2 separate regions of the Homo sapiens genome follow, and region 1 is linked to region 2. A link is a loop called in an ENCODE intact Hi-C map of the cell type or tissue named here. Cell type or tissue: MCF 10A. All regions are shown on one strand. Region 1 overlaps ATP6V0A1 (ATPase H+ transporting V0 subunit a1). Region 2 overlaps STAT3 (signal transducer and activator of transcription 3).

Region 1 (4,000 bases), 150 kb before region 2:
ATGGGCTGGACAAGCTTGTCTTAAGGGTATCTGGGTTCTCTAATAACAACATTGTGAATATGCCTCTACATTACTGCTATGCCCTCTGGTTTCTCCATTCAGATACTGAAAACCACGCCTTACAAAAAGGAAGTAGAAGAACTTCAGTTCTGTTTCTACAGCAATTAAGTATAAATAGCACATCCAGTTCAAGCTATGTCAATTACCAAGAACAAACAATTACTGCCATCTACATCGAGAAAAAAATTATATTTCATTACTTAAGGTATTCACCTAGGCCCCAAAGGAAATGGCAGATGGGAAAAAAATAAAGAAAGCAGATGGATGGAAAACTGAGAAGGAAAGGAAAGCAGGGAATCTGCATGCCATTAACCATTACTTTTCCAGTCTTCTTTATGTTCTCATATGTTATGGTGCTTATGGTAAAAGATGCAGAGAAATCTCTCCAGCTCTTACAGTTCTTCATAAGCAAGAAGACTTAGAAAAGGATAATCATTAACAAGTCATTTTAAATGCCCTAGATAAGAAATGACTAAGTCAAATTTGTAATCATCTTTAATCATAAGACTATTCAATATGTTTATTTTTCACCTTACACACACCCTGCCAATCATAACTCCTATGCCTAAATATAGAATCATTTTCTGATTTAGCCATTTCTGCTAACTCATTACTGTGAATTATTGATTATAGTCACCAAATTACACAAAATAAGGGGTTTAAAACTGGTAGTGTTTTAGGCCCTTTGCAAATATTATAATTTCAGACACAGAAGAAAATCTCATTAAAAATCCTAAGTTTCCAACATTTGAGGGTCCCAAGTGTCCTATCTTTCGCATTATTTGAAGTGCACGCGCATGTGCAGATGCAAAGTTGTGGCAGTGACACCTGAGCCTGCTGCTACGCAGCAGCAGGGCAAGGTCTATGGAAAGGAACCTGGCTGAGGCTGTGAGCTAGTGCAAGAACAGGCAAGGCAGAGAGGTTCTTGCCAGGAGACTTGCAATGCAGTGAGACTGCTGGGAATGGAAGGGGAATTGATGACAAAAGCAGCATAAGAACCTCTCATAGCCACGGTCTTGTGCTCTAAGTACTTCCAGAGACTGGAAAAAAAAAAAAAGTTTTGAATAAAATAGGAGGGGGAGGCTGGGTGCGGTGGCTCACACCTGTAATTCCAGCACTTTGGGAGGCTGAGGCAGCTAGATCACGAGGTCAGAGTTCGAGACCAGCCTGGCCAATATGGTGAAACGCCCGTCTCTACTAAAACTACAAAAATTAGCTGGGCATGGTGGTACACACCTATAGTCACAGCTGCTCGGGAGGCTGAGGCAGGAGAATCGCTTGAACCCGGGAGGCGGCAGTTGCAGTGAGCCAAGATCGCACCACTGCACTCCAGCCTGGATGACAAAGCGAGACTCTGTCTCAAAAAAAAAAAAAATAGGAGAGGGAAAACAACCCCAGCATGAAAAGGGCACAAAGATCATGAAGACTTAGAGTCTGCCTTCTCAAAACAGGCATTTAGTGTTTAGACTTATTATTCACAAAATAAAAGTCCTAAATCCATAAATTATGATTTTAAAATATCATTTTTCCAAGTGGTTCCTCTTATTTTCATTTTTACTAAGTTCTTTTCATTAGAAAATTAATAGTTTAAATAATTATTTCCCTTAAGGGAATCCATCTATCAGTCTTTATTCGGAATTTCTCCAAAAATGAACCATAATAGGAAGCTGGCTCTCATTCTTAAACTTACGAGGTCTTGAAAGACATTTTCATATGAGATAGCAATATCTCAGCAGTAAACTAAACAGTATATCAAAAGGGAAAAAAATGGGGACAGGGAAGGTAAAAGAATTAAGCTCCAAATAATGCTAAAAGGTAGCTGAGCTCTGACTACAAGGCCAGGTTTACATCAGATCTGTGGGTAGCAGCTTGGATATGTTTAGAAAAGCACACATCTGTGAGCATATGAAAGCGTCATGTTCTGGGGTATTTCTTAAGACTGAATGATACATTCCTTAAACACAGGGACCATGTCTTACTCATCTTGTGTCTCACAATAAGTAGGTGCTCATTATATGCTCAGTGAATTAGTGAACAAAAATACAATAACGTCTGGGCAGTGAGCATGCTGGAATTCCAGGTTCATTAAAAACATACAGCTTAAGTGGCGATGCCTATTGCAAAAGACCTTAAACACTTAGAGTTAATCACACTGTCCCACACCCTCTAACGTGATGTCATTAGGGACTGGCGAAAGAAGTTACCACTAGTCTCAAAATTCTCGACTCTGTGAGCAAACTAAATAAATATTTGTACCTTCTGACTCTTGAAAGGACCAGGCAATTAAATTCATATGAGTTTTTCCCCTTTCCCTTGACCCAGCAGATCCTTTTAATTAAATGGCTTCTGAGTCAAATCCTTAAATTAGTGAGGAATGTATCACATCCTCAGCAGACCTTCTCTAGCCCAGCAGTTTTCAAACTAGCATGCCTCCGGATCACCTAGTAAATACAGACTGCTAGGCCTAACTCCCACAGTGTCTGATTCAGTAAGTCTAGGGTGGAGACTGATAATTCATACTTCTGACAAGATTACAGGTGAGTCTGCTGCTGTTGTTTGAAAAACCCCTGCTCCAGTCTAGAGAATTCTGGATATTTGATCTCCCCTCAAAAGAGAAAAATTTCTGAGATGAGGCAGTTAAAAACAATTTTTTTTTTTGAGATGGAGTCTCGCTCTTTCGCCCAGGCTAGAGTGCAGTGGTGCGATCTCAGCTCACTACAACCTCCGCCTCCCCGGTTCAAGCGATTCTCCTGCCTCAGCCTCATGAATAGCTGGGATTATAGGCGCCCGCCACCATGCCTGGCTAATTTTTGTATTTTTAGTAGAAGACGGGGTTTCACCATGTTGGTCAGGCTGGTCTTGAACTCCTGACCTCGTGATCCCCCTGCCTCGGCCTCCCAAAGTGCTGGGATTATAGGCGTTAGCCACCGCGCCCGGCCTAAAAACAATAAAAAATAAAAATAAAAACTATATATATAAATTTAAAGTACAACTGAGAACACAGCAGATGCTAACTAAAATGGGACTCTACCAGGCACAGTGGCTCACACCTGTAATCCCAGCACTTTGGGAGACAGAGGTGGATGGATCACTTGAGGCTAGAGGTTCGAGACCAGCCTGGCCAACATGGTGAAACGCTGTCTCTACTGAAAATACAAAAATTAGCTGGGGGTGGTGGTGAGCACCTGTAATCCCAGCTACTCGGGAGGCTGAGGCAGGAGAATTGCTTGAGCTTGGGAGGTGGAGGTTGCAGTGAGCTAAGATTACTCCACTGCACTCCAGCCTGGGCAACACAGTGAGACTTTGTCTCGGGAAAAAAAAAAAAAAAAAGGGCCTCTATATTTAAAAGCTTTGCCAAGTTTTCTTGTTGAGCAAAGGAATGAAAGAACTTTATGGGAAGGCACATTGAACAGTGACTGTAACAATCCCTAAAGTGTCTAATATTGTCAATCTGGTGGCAAAGACACCTGTCAAGAAGACAGTTACTGTACTTTAGGCCATCAGAAAAACCACATCCAAGTTGAAAGCTAAGACTCCTCCCCAGACTGAGTTAGGAGAAGGGAGCATTCTGGAAGCCTTGCTCCAGATCCTTTCCATGGAGTCACCTCAGCACATTGTCACCTGGACTAAGTCACCTACATTTTTTTTTTGAGACAGTCTTGCTCTGTCCCCCAGGCTGGAGTAAAGTGGCTTAATCTCCGCTCACTGCAACCTCTGCCTCCTGGGCTCAAGCAATCCCCTCACTTCAGCCTCCCGAGTAGCTGGAACTACAGGTGTGCACCACGATGCCTGTCTAATTTTTGTATTTTTTGTGGAGACGGGGTTTCACCATGTTGCCCAGGCTGATCCTGAACTCCTGGGCTCAAGTGATCTGCCCACTTCACCCTCCCAAAGTACTGGGATTACAGGTGTGAGCCACCATGCCCAACCAAGTCACCTA
Region 2 (4,000 bases):
AGGGGAGTTGGGGAGTTGGGGTGCAGAGACAGTTTGCAGTTTTCAGTCGAGGTGATCATTTTTGAGGTGGGAGGTAGATTTCTTTTCTCCTGGTTGCTGTCTCATTCACCCACTCTATCTAACTTTAGAAGATCTTTTAAGTGTGTGTTGGAAGGTGGCACTAAAGGCTTGACATTCCCTGTCCATTTTTTTAATAAACTATAGGCTAGTTGGTTTTTTTTGTCTTATTTTATTTATTTATTTATTTTTTTGAGACGAGTCTTGCTCTGTTGCCCAGGCTGGAGTGCAGTAGTGTGATCTCGGCTCACTGCAACCTCCGCCTTCTGGGTTCAAGCGATTCTTCTGCCTCGGCCTCCCGAGTAGCTGAGACTACAGGTGCTCACCACCACGCCCAGCTAATTTTTGTATTTTTAGTAGAGACGGGGTTTTACCATGTTGGCCAGGATAGTCTCCGTCTCTTCACCTCGTGATCCGCCCACCTCGGCCTCCTAAAGTGCTGGGATTACAGGCTTGAGCCACTGTGCCCAGCGTAGGCTAGTTTTTAAAAAAGAATTAGTGGAATATTTTATGTGCCACCTGGGCTAGAAGTAGCTTTGTTCTAATAAAGCTGTTGCCACCAAATACACCTGTCTGACACCCGATGTCAGCTTGTTAGTGAGTGCTGCTGTTGGTTCCCAGCCTACCACCCGAGGTTGGGAAGAGCAGGGGGACTTGTTATATCACCCTCCATCCCTGCTGGGCTACCCAGCAACACAAGTGAGTCAAATGATGGGATAGTGTTTGTCCTCATGTGCACACACACAACAGTGCCTACCTTCAAAGATGTGAAAGCTGATTATTTTGTGGCCCATTGTGGGATGAATGTGTGTGTGTTCTGTTTTAAGAAATAACCTCTTGACCCCAAGCTGAAAATGTACTACTTGACTCTTTTTCTTTCCTTCAGGACCTGGTGTGAATTATTCAGGGTGTCAGATCACATGGGCTAAATTTTGCAAAGTAAGCAATCTTGTTAAATTCTCGTGGGAATGGGAATGCTCACCTGCACGGCTGTCGTTGAGGGCTCTGGCTTGAAGGCCCTGAACTCTTGGTCCAGCGGCCAGTAGGACCTGCCTGAAGGTAGACGGGCCTGAGGATTTGGGTGATGCACTGCACCCCTAGGAAGGGAAGGGCTGGGATGGCAGTAGACTTGGCTTTCCCATTACTCTTTTCTCCAGGAAAACATGGCTGGCAAGGGCTTCTCCTTCTGGGTCTGGCTGGACAATATCATTGACCTTGTGAAAAAGTACATCCTGGCCCTTTGGAACGAAGGGTAGGTTGGACAGAGTGTGCACAGATGTAACCAAGTCCCCTGCTCTCAGCAAGCCAGTGGCAGGGGATGGATGCCCTGTTAGCAATAACAACATTGTTCCTCCTCCTTGGCTCCAGGTACATCATGGGCTTTATCAGTAAGGAGCGGGAGCGGGCCATCTTGAGCACTAAGCCTCCAGGCACCTTCCTGCTAAGATTCAGTGAAAGCAGCAAAGAAGGAGGCGTCACTTTCACTTGGGTGGAGAAGGACATCAGCGGTAAGGGAGGCTCCCACCCACCCCACCTGCTGGTGGCTGCTGAGGCCTCATCACTGCTTCTAGTTGCAAGCACCTACTGCCCCCTGGTGGGTGGAGATGGCCTTGACTCCCTGTTTCACTCAGACTCGCAAAACACATTTGCGTGACTTCTAAATCCTTCCAGCTGAAGGATTGGTTTGCTTTGTTTTGCTTGCTCCAGTGACTATTTGTTGAGAATTTTGCAATTTAAATTGTATTCTTCATCTCTTTTTCTACTTAACCCTGTTAATATATCTTACGCAAGTAGTTATATTCAAGTTTATTTTCTATGACCCAACTAGTAGCCTCTTCTTAATTAGAAGCCAGCCTGAATATTTCCACAGTGCCAGGCCACTGAACAGGGTGTTCAGGGTCTCAACACTAGGGTGGCTTAAGTCTTTTCCCCTTCGAGGAAAGAAAAAATGGGCAGTTTTCTCTGAGATGACCTAGCTGTAGGTTCCATGATCTTTCCTTCCCATGTCCTGTGACAGGTAAGACCCAGATCCAGTCCGTGGAACCATACACAAAGCAGCAGCTGAACAACATGTCATTTGCTGAAATCATCATGGGCTATAAGATCATGGATGCTACCAATATCCTGGTGTCTCCACTGGTCTATCTCTATCCTGACATTCCCAAGGAGGAGGCATTCGGAAAGTATTGTCGGCCAGAGAGCCAGGAGCATCCTGAAGCTGACCCAGGTAGTTGTTGATTTTCCATGTTCCTGGCATTTAATTTTTGGGAAAAGTTGGAAATTTTGGGATCCTTGGAGGATAGATAGGCAAATGCCTGAATAACCTGGGGGATAATTATTTCTCCTTATGGGAAAGAATTGTAGTGAGTGCTTTTGTTGGGGTGACCGATGGGATTTGAGAGGAGAATCAGAATCACTTAGAGTAGTGTAGTTCCTGCTCCACAGAGAGTGCATGAGTCTAAAGAGGGGATACAGCCTGGGCAATATGGTGAAACCTCGTCTCTACAAAAAATCCAAAAAAATTACCCGGTGTGGTGGCACGCATTTGTAGTCGTAGCTACTTGGGAGGCTGAGGTGGGAGGATCACCTGAGCCAAGGAGTTCAAGGCTGTAGTGAGCGGTGATCATGCCACCGCACTCCAGCCTGGCTGATAGAGTGAGATACTGTGTCAAAAAATAAAAATAAAGAGGGGATCAATACACATACGTCCCCCAAAACATGCCTGAAACACGAGAAGGGAAAGTGAGGGCAGTTAACAGGATGCCCTGCTGGCACAGTGCTTCTTAGTAGATGCTAGAAGGTTTGAGGCCCAGATTTCAGCCCAGCATATGGCTTTTTGCCTGTAACTGAACCATGTCAGTGTGCCAGATGGTCTGAAGAAAGGGTTTCTGGAGGAAATTATTATTAGCTGCATGGGAGTATGGTTTACACTAGAGTAGAAGAGCTGGGAGCATCACGTTTGAAGGGGAAGACAGTGACTGGGTGGAGGGGCAAGGGATTAGTATTTAGAGTGTGCAACTATTGAAAATAAGGTATATTTTAATGTGTAAGAGGACATGTACTTATATGTTATATATAAATTATTTTAGCTGGGTGAAGTGGCTCATGCCTATAGTCCTAGCACTTTGGGAGGCCCAGGCGGGAGGATCACTTGAGCCTGGGAGTTTGAGAACAGCCTAGACAACATAGTGAGACCCTATCTATACAAAAATAATTTTTTTTAAATTAGCCACGTGTGGTGGTTTGTGCCTGTAGTCCTAGCTACTCGGGAGGCTGAGGTGGGAGGATTGCTTAAGCCCAGGAGGTTGAGGCTGCAGTGAGCCATGATCGCACCACTGCACTCCAGCCTGGGTGACAGAGCAAGACCTTGACTCACCAAAAAAAAAAAAAAAAAAAAGAGAGAGAAATTAAAAATACTGTAATCTCAGCTGGGCATGGGGGTTCACACCTGCAGTCCTAGCACTTTGGGAGGCTGAAGCAGGAGGATCACTTGAGGCCAGGAACTCAAGACCAGCCTGGCAACATAGCAAGACCCCACTACACACACACACACACACACACACAAAGAAGAGAAAGAAAAAAACGAAACAAAACTGTAATCTCTGCAGCTGTCCTCAGTGTGGAGGGGGTAGCCCTGTCTGTTCCCCTTCAGCACTTGCTGTTTTGACTCTCTGGGTTCTTTGTGCAGGTCTTGATGGGGAGTCTCTGGTTTGCCATTCTTTGTTTGATTTAACTTTCTGTAATCATAAAGCCAATGATGGGCTTTTTTTTTTTTTTTTTTTTTAGACTAAGTCTTGCTCTATCACCCAAGCTGGAGTGCAGTGGCACCATCTCGGCTCACTGCAACCTCCACCTCCCGGTTCAAGCAATTCTCCTGCCTCAGCCTCCCGAGTAGCTGGGATTATGGGCTTGTGCCACCATGCCCAGCTGATTTTTGTATTTT

What was found. A loop is a pair of places that touch in the nucleus more often than their neighbours do. Peaks named below come from ENCODE experiments on the same cell type or tissue, not always from the same donor. Only the 100,000 strongest peaks of a DNase experiment are listed, where the experiment ranks them.
Region 1: it touches region 2 in a loop (8-fold over the local background); 5 of 110 quality-filtered maps call a loop at or near these places.

The regions. Positions count from the first base shown.
Region 1 is chr17:42,471,442-42,475,441 of GRCh38, reverse strand. The region is part of intron 5 of ATP6V0A1 (ATPase H+ transporting V0 subunit a1); the gene reads right to left. Among named protein-coding and RNA genes, the nearest start is that of ATP6V0A1, 15 kb to the right of the region's middle. In MCF 10A, no CTCF peak of the experiment used is centred here; a DNase peak (open chromatin) is centred at 2,091.
Region 2 is chr17:42,320,569-42,324,568 of GRCh38, reverse strand. STAT3 (signal transducer and activator of transcription 3) reads left to right here. Exons shown (of 24, transcript NM_139276.3): 18 at 944-996; 19 at 1,215-1,309; 20 at 1,426-1,565; 21 at 2,075-2,287. Among named protein-coding and RNA genes, the nearest start is that of STAT5A, 34 kb to the right of the region's middle. In MCF 10A, a CTCF peak has its summit at 1,612 (motif pointing left); a DNase peak (open chromatin) is centred at 1,618.